2 separate regions of the Homo sapiens genome follow, and region 1 is linked to region 2. A link is a contact called in ENCODE Hi-C or POLR2A ChIA-PET data. All regions are on one chromosome and are shown on one strand. The core of a region is the stretch at or near the end of the contact, and the rest is flanking DNA. Distances in the headings are between cores, read along the strand shown. Region 1 overlaps TEAD1 (TEA domain transcription factor 1). Region 2 overlaps TEAD1 (TEA domain transcription factor 1).

Region 1 (2,941 bases), core at 33-2,532, 160 kb before region 2:
AAGTTTGGCTCAATGGTGCACATCGTTTAATTGATATTTCTTGGATTATGACAAGGTTGAGTATGGCTTTACTTACTATGTTTTGAGATTTTACTTAGTATTTTTGTTTTCTTACAGTCAGGACCTAGCTGTGGTTGAGGTCAGATTTTCTGTGTAGAGCTTTTCAGACTCTTGAATTTTACAGCGAAAAAACAAACCAAACTAACAAAAACCAAACCCAGAATTCATCTGTAAAATAAATACTTTGGACATATTTTGTGGTTGGATTAACTGTTCGTGATTTTAACTTCCTTATAGGTCATAAGTTAATAGGGCGGTATTTGGAGAGTAGCGGGGCTTTTCCTCTTCTCCTTAGATTCTCCTTTGTTCTTTCCCTCTACCATCCCCCCATTTCCTGTTTCCCTCCTCCCCTGTAAGCCCTGTTGTTGTCTTTTTGGAGATAAAACATAAAAGGATCAGCTTTTAGTCATGCTCCTTCAACTTATAAAATGTAGGTTGCCTAAATTATGTAGTACAGAGTGAGGATAAAGAAAATCACAGTATTGTAACACATTGCCTGTAACTGCTTTGCAAAAGCAAACGTCTCCCACGAAATCTTAGAAAGGTGTGTTTGAGGGTGTAATCTTGGCTTGTGGTGCAAGGGAGCCCAACTTGTTTTTCAAGTTGGTCTTGAATAAGTTTGTTCTTTCTGGAATGCTCGCCATCCTCAGTATGACAGAGTTCGCTTGATGACAAACTCTTTTACTCTCCTATACATACCATGGCCACTGAACTGGTTTGTTTATTTGCCTGGGGTAAATGATTGAAACACATTCCCCTTTGCAGTGGTGCTCAGCATTTGATAGATGATTCTTATTCCCCAGGCTCCTTCATGGTGATGCCAAGCCCAAGTCTAGCCTTCCAGTGGCCCCTGAGGCCACACTGTCCCCTCCGCAACAAACACTGAGAAAGACACACACTCTCTTGGGTGTGCACGTAGTTTATTGAGCTCGTGGGCTCTCCGTAATGCTGCCCCACTATGCGCATAGTAGGAGAATCCGATATTGGCAGAATAACTGGGTCTATGTACATAAAGTAGAATGATCGAGGCTCGATTTCAATTTAATTTGTTAATGAAACAAGATGGATCACATTTTCCCTTCCCGCACACCTCTCGGGCTGTTTGAGATGAGGCACAATTAATTTATTTGTACTGTCTGTGGAGGCGTATGCCAGCTAATGTAGTGCAAGAGCTTTTATCTTTATGTTTGTAATGAAGAGGGGCAGGCCGCTGGCAAATTGACAAGGAGTGCTGATGACTCATCCTCTGAATGCGAGTGCTTTCTTCTGAAATCATAAAATGCGCGTGCACACGCAAGCCTAGTTCCTGTTTGAAATGGACAGAACCCCTTTGGGAAAGTTCAGGTGCCTTTGAAACACTGCAGGGGAAAGAACAGGCCAGTGAGGCTGTTTCTCCGGCTCCCTGGCCTGTCTTGAGGGCAGAACCTCCTGCTCAGTGGGGGCCCTACTCTGGGATGGGAATTCCCATCCTCTCCCTGCCCTCTCCTCCTCGCCCCTCCTTTCCTTGGAAGGCTGGCTCCTTTGTACTGGTCTTTTGTGCTCCAGTAGGCAGCCTTCCCCACCTGCCAGGCCAGGTGCCTGGTTCACCTGGCGAGGCCTGTGCTTCCGGGGCTGCTCCCTAACCTTGATCCTGGGCAGTGCCCTGGGGCTTTGCTTTATGAGGCTGTGGATTCTGGGGCCTGGTTGATTTTAGCCTGGGAGTACACATGGGATTCCTCTGGCCTTTGCTTGAGTTCCCCAGGCCTGGGCTTGGTGGTGGCTGTGTTGTCACTCTGTTGATATGCCTCAGAAGAAATAGTTTACACAGTAACTAAAGTTGGTTTGGCCCTTTACAGTGTGTAAGGCTTTCTGGCATTAAAACAACTCTGAATTGGATATATTGTTACCCCACTTTATGGATGAGGAAATCGAGGTGCACAGAGGTTAAATGGAATGTCCATGATCAAGCAGCTAGCCGGTGGAAAGGTAGTGGGGACAAAACCTTGGACTTTAGAGTCTAAAACCTGACCTTACAATTTCTTTATAACATTCATTCATTAAGGACAAAATGAAACTTTTTCTGCATAAGAAATATATAAATTCTCTTCAAGAGTCATGTGAGAGTTTGACAGCGGACTAGAGTGACTATGGTTAACAACAACGTATTGTGTATTTCAAAGTAACTAAAAGAAAGGACTTGAATTGTTCCCAACACATAATAATGATAAATGCTCAGTGTGATGGATACCTTAAATTCCCTGACTTGATCATTACATATTCCATGCATGTAACAAAATATCACATGCACCTCATAAATACGTAAAGTATTACGTATCAGTTAAAAAAAAAATTAAAAAATATGTGAGTGAATATACAGATTTCTGTAGTTCAGTAGAATAACAGGAAATTCACAGGATGCTTTCTGGAGACTTAAAAGCAAAATGTTTGCAGTGGTCTGAGAAAGAAACCCTGAAGATTGTGGTCTAAGAAGTTTTCCTTCCTGTGTCAGATGCCTGGTCGAGCTGGTTGTACAGGAAGGCTAAGTGCATATGTCCCAGTCAGTCCTGTCACCCGGGTGTAAGCAACACAAATCACTGTGCATGGTTTTATTGAATTTCAGAGCCAGAAGGAACCATGGAGATTTTACAAATGAGGAAACTATGGCCTAGAGTGAGAGATTTTGTGTTGGGAAGAATTCCATTCATTTACCCAACCATCCTTCCACGCGTCCAACAAATATTTATTGAGCCAGTTTTGGGCTGGGAGATAAGGCTTAGGCTGTGAATGAAACAGGCACAGTCCTGTCTTCAAGGAACATAAAATAGCAGATGACACGGCTGAGCAGGAATGAGCATGGCATGGTAAGGGCAGTGATGAGTGAAGTCAGGGTAGCTTGAGGCAC
Region 2 (3,153 bases), core at 425-2,924:
TAACCACATTAATTTGATAAGCGAACAAAGTGACCAATAATTAAAGGGCCCTAAGTAAGTTAAACTTTGCATTTGAATTCTCTAGATGTTTGTTACAGACAGACATGTACATATGTTTCCCCCTACTTCTTTGTAACGGCTTAGGCTCATTAGACCCAAGGGGTTATAAAATATTTTTAGTAGAGAAGAGAACTTATAGGTAGTGCTGGCAAAAAAAGAAATTATGTAGCCAGGTTCCATGCTATTTGTCATTAGTGACTTCTTTCATCTTTATTGAGCTCTGTGAGGTAGGTTATTCTATTCCCTTCTACAGAAGAGGCTTGGAGAGATGCTGCCTTACAGTAGCCAGCTTTGCACCCCAGCCTGCCTGTAGCATCTCTTAAGACAAGATAAGACATGATTGCTGGCTGGGTGTGATGGCTCACGCCTGTAATCCCAGCACTTTGGGAGGCCAAGGCGGGTGGGTCACTTGAGGCCAGAAGTTTAAGACCAGCCTGGCCAACATGGTGAAACCCTATCTCTACTAAAAATACAAAAATTAGCTGGGCATGGTGGAGGGTACCTATAATCTCAGCTACTCGGGAGACTGAGGCAGGAGAATCGCTTGAACCCAAAAGGCGGAGGTGGCGGTGAGCTGAGATCACGCCACTGCACTCCAGCCTGGGTGACAAGAGTGAAACTCCATCTGAAAAAAAGACATGGTTGCATACTTTGGTACCACCAAAGCCAAGAGAAGAACCTTAGTTTATCTCCTCCTTAGTCTGAAGTGGCCTTAGAACCAGCATTTTCTGAAATTTACTCGTTGGCTCACCACATATGTCACCCTTGCCAACATTGAAGACTTCCTCACAACCCCACCACTCCTAGCAATAGTGATGGCCAACATTTACTAAATATTTTCTGTATGCCAACACTATGCATTATCTTATGTAATCCTTATGAAGTAGCTTGCCCAGTGTTAGACAGCCAGCTGACATGGGAAGTAGGATTCAGATCCAGGTCTGTTGACTCCACATCCTGAGATAGTGACCAAAAGGCTATACGGTCCATTTGTAGCTGATGAGTAGTCTGTTTTTGTAGCCCAGGGCCGTAAGGAGCTAATGGGAGAATAATTAGGGGGATGATCGCCCCCTGCTGGCTCTGTGTCATGTGTAAACCAGACGGCAGCTTCCCCAAGTTGGTGGTGGTTTATGTTGGAGGAGAACCAGCGAGTCAGTCCCTCTGTTACCTTTGGCTCTACTGGAAGCTAAGAGAAAAACAGCAGAGGGTGAAGAAAGGAAGGAAGAGTGTAAAAAACAAAGACTATTTTAGTTGGAAATATACTTTCTACATGATTTCAGTGTTGCATATCAAAGGATCTCAAGTGTTAAGTGTGATATCCTCCACCCAGGGTGGGCTATTTAAAAGGGGCCTCCCTGAAATCAGGGTCCAGTTTCTGGAGGCCAAGTTAGGCAGATGAAAACCCGGCCTGGCTGAGCTGTCAGCTGAATCCTGAAAGTACACAGGGAGTGGTTTTCCTGATAAAGCCTGGAGTGATGCCTCCACCTCAATTCTGGGGCACGGCGGGTTCCTCCAGCCCCCCACCAGGGCAGCAGCTGGCAAACCCCTGCCTGCTCAGACTGCCCGGTCACCAGGCTGTGTGTCTCATGCCTGTTGTGGTCTGGATGCCATAGTGAGCAGGAGCCAGGAAGAAAGCACAGAAAGGATTTACTCAGGCGGGAGTTACACAACCAGAGGAGGGAAGAGTTGGGGGTGGAGAAAGAGGCAAAGAGATTGTTCTCTTTAGATTTTGAGGAAGCACTCACTGCCTTGCAGAAGAGAAGTTCCATGATACAGTAGAGGAACAAACCCGATCAGGGAAGGCACACGTTTGCTCAACATATGAAACTCATTTATTTTTATTTTTATTTTTTTAATTGAGGCAGGGTCTCACTGCATTGCCCAGGCTGGAATGTAGTGGCACAATCACAGCTGACTGCAGCCTCGACCTCCCAGGCTCAAGGGATTGTCCCATCTCAGCCTACCAAGTTGCTGGGACTACAGGCATGCACCACCACACCCAGCTGATTTCTGTATTTTTAGTAGAGATGGGGTTTTACTATGTTGCCCAAGCTGGTCTTGAACTCCTGGGCTCAAGCGATCCACCCACCTCGGCCTCCCAAAGTGCTGGGATTACAGGTGTGAGCCACCGTGCCCAGCCAAGCAACTTATTTATATATTATGTCAATAATGATCATCACCAGCACTTATGAGCTCTGTATTAGTATGCTGAGCATTATGTCCAGTCTGTACATAAAGGAACCGTGGCTCAGAAACGTTAAATAAAGTTATCAAGCTCTACCTCCAAAAACGGTGACTGTGCCAAAGTTTACCACCACTCTGTATTCTTAACCATGTCACTGTACTTTTGAAGAAATAAAGACAAAGTTCAAAAGTTAAAAACAGCTGCCTGCAAAGTAGGAGCTCCCCAAGCAAGGCCAGACCTCTGAGGGCCTTCCACATTGGGTAGATGGTTACTCTGGGTTTCCTCTGAGTTCCTATTCCAACCCATGGAAAATTGTCTTCCACAAAATCAGTCTCTGGTGCCAAAAAGGGGACCGCTGCTTTAGAGCCTATCTTTCATCATGCTCTAGTGGCAGCAAAGAGGTGACTGATACTAGAATTCTTAGCAGCTGTTTGAGATTTGGGGCAGATTACCGCAGCTCAGCCTCAGTTTCCAGTCTGTCTTAAGTGGACATAACAGGATCGCTGCCATGCTTACTGTGATGATTACATTTAGTAATATCCCTGAACATACTGAGCACTCCACAAATGCTTCTGAACCTGAATGTCTTACAGTAATGTGAAAGGAAATTGAGCCAGAGCTCTGGACAGGGATCAAGCTTGCGAGAATGTGCTCACTAAGTGCTTTGGACTCTACTGAAATTCTAACAGGAGTCAGAATATTTTTCAATTACTTTTGAGATGGAGTTTTGCTTCGTCGCCCAGGCTGGAGTACAGTGGCACAACCTTGGCTCACTGCAACCTCCACCTCCTGGGTTCAAGCAATTCCCCTGCCTCAGCCTCCCACATAGCTGGGATTACAGGCATGTACCATCATGCCTGGCTAATTTTTGTATTTTTAGTAGAGACAAGGTTTTGTCATGTTGGCCA

What was found. A loop is a pair of places that touch in the nucleus more often than their neighbours do. ChIA-PET counts read pairs that join two places held with the same protein, here RNA polymerase II (POLR2A). Pooled maps may share reads with other maps.
Region 1: a loop to region 2 is called in a map of Calu3, with 7 times the contacts of the local background. The contact joins two enhancer-like sites. A Hi-C loop is called at or near these places in 4 of 168 maps with a recorded cell type or tissue (Caco-2, Calu3, PC-9 and 1 more), 1 of 37 single-sample maps with no recorded cell type and 5 of 50 pooled maps. POLR2A ChIA-PET finds 5 or more read pairs at or near these places in 2 of 52 experiments (BJ and H1).

What each region holds. Positions count from the first base shown.
Region 1 is chr11:12,723,234-12,726,174 of GRCh38, forward strand. The region is part of intron 2 of TEAD1 (TEA domain transcription factor 1); the gene reads left to right. Among named protein-coding and RNA genes, the nearest start is that of TEAD1, 50 kb to the left of the region's middle. RefSeq lists a silencer at 2,429-2,723. Within about 2 kb of position 1,283, at least 22 of the 41 ENCODE cell types and tissues checked have a DNase peak (open chromatin) inside an H3K27ac peak, as active enhancers do.
Region 2 is chr11:12,887,822-12,890,974 of GRCh38, forward strand. All of the region lies in intron 9 of TEAD1 (TEA domain transcription factor 1), which reads left to right. Among named protein-coding and RNA genes, the nearest start is that of TEAD1-AS1, 34 kb to the right of the region's middle. RefSeq lists an enhancer at 1,090-1,598. Within about 2 kb of position 1,675, at least 19 of the 41 ENCODE cell types and tissues checked have a DNase peak (open chromatin) inside an H3K27ac peak, as active enhancers do.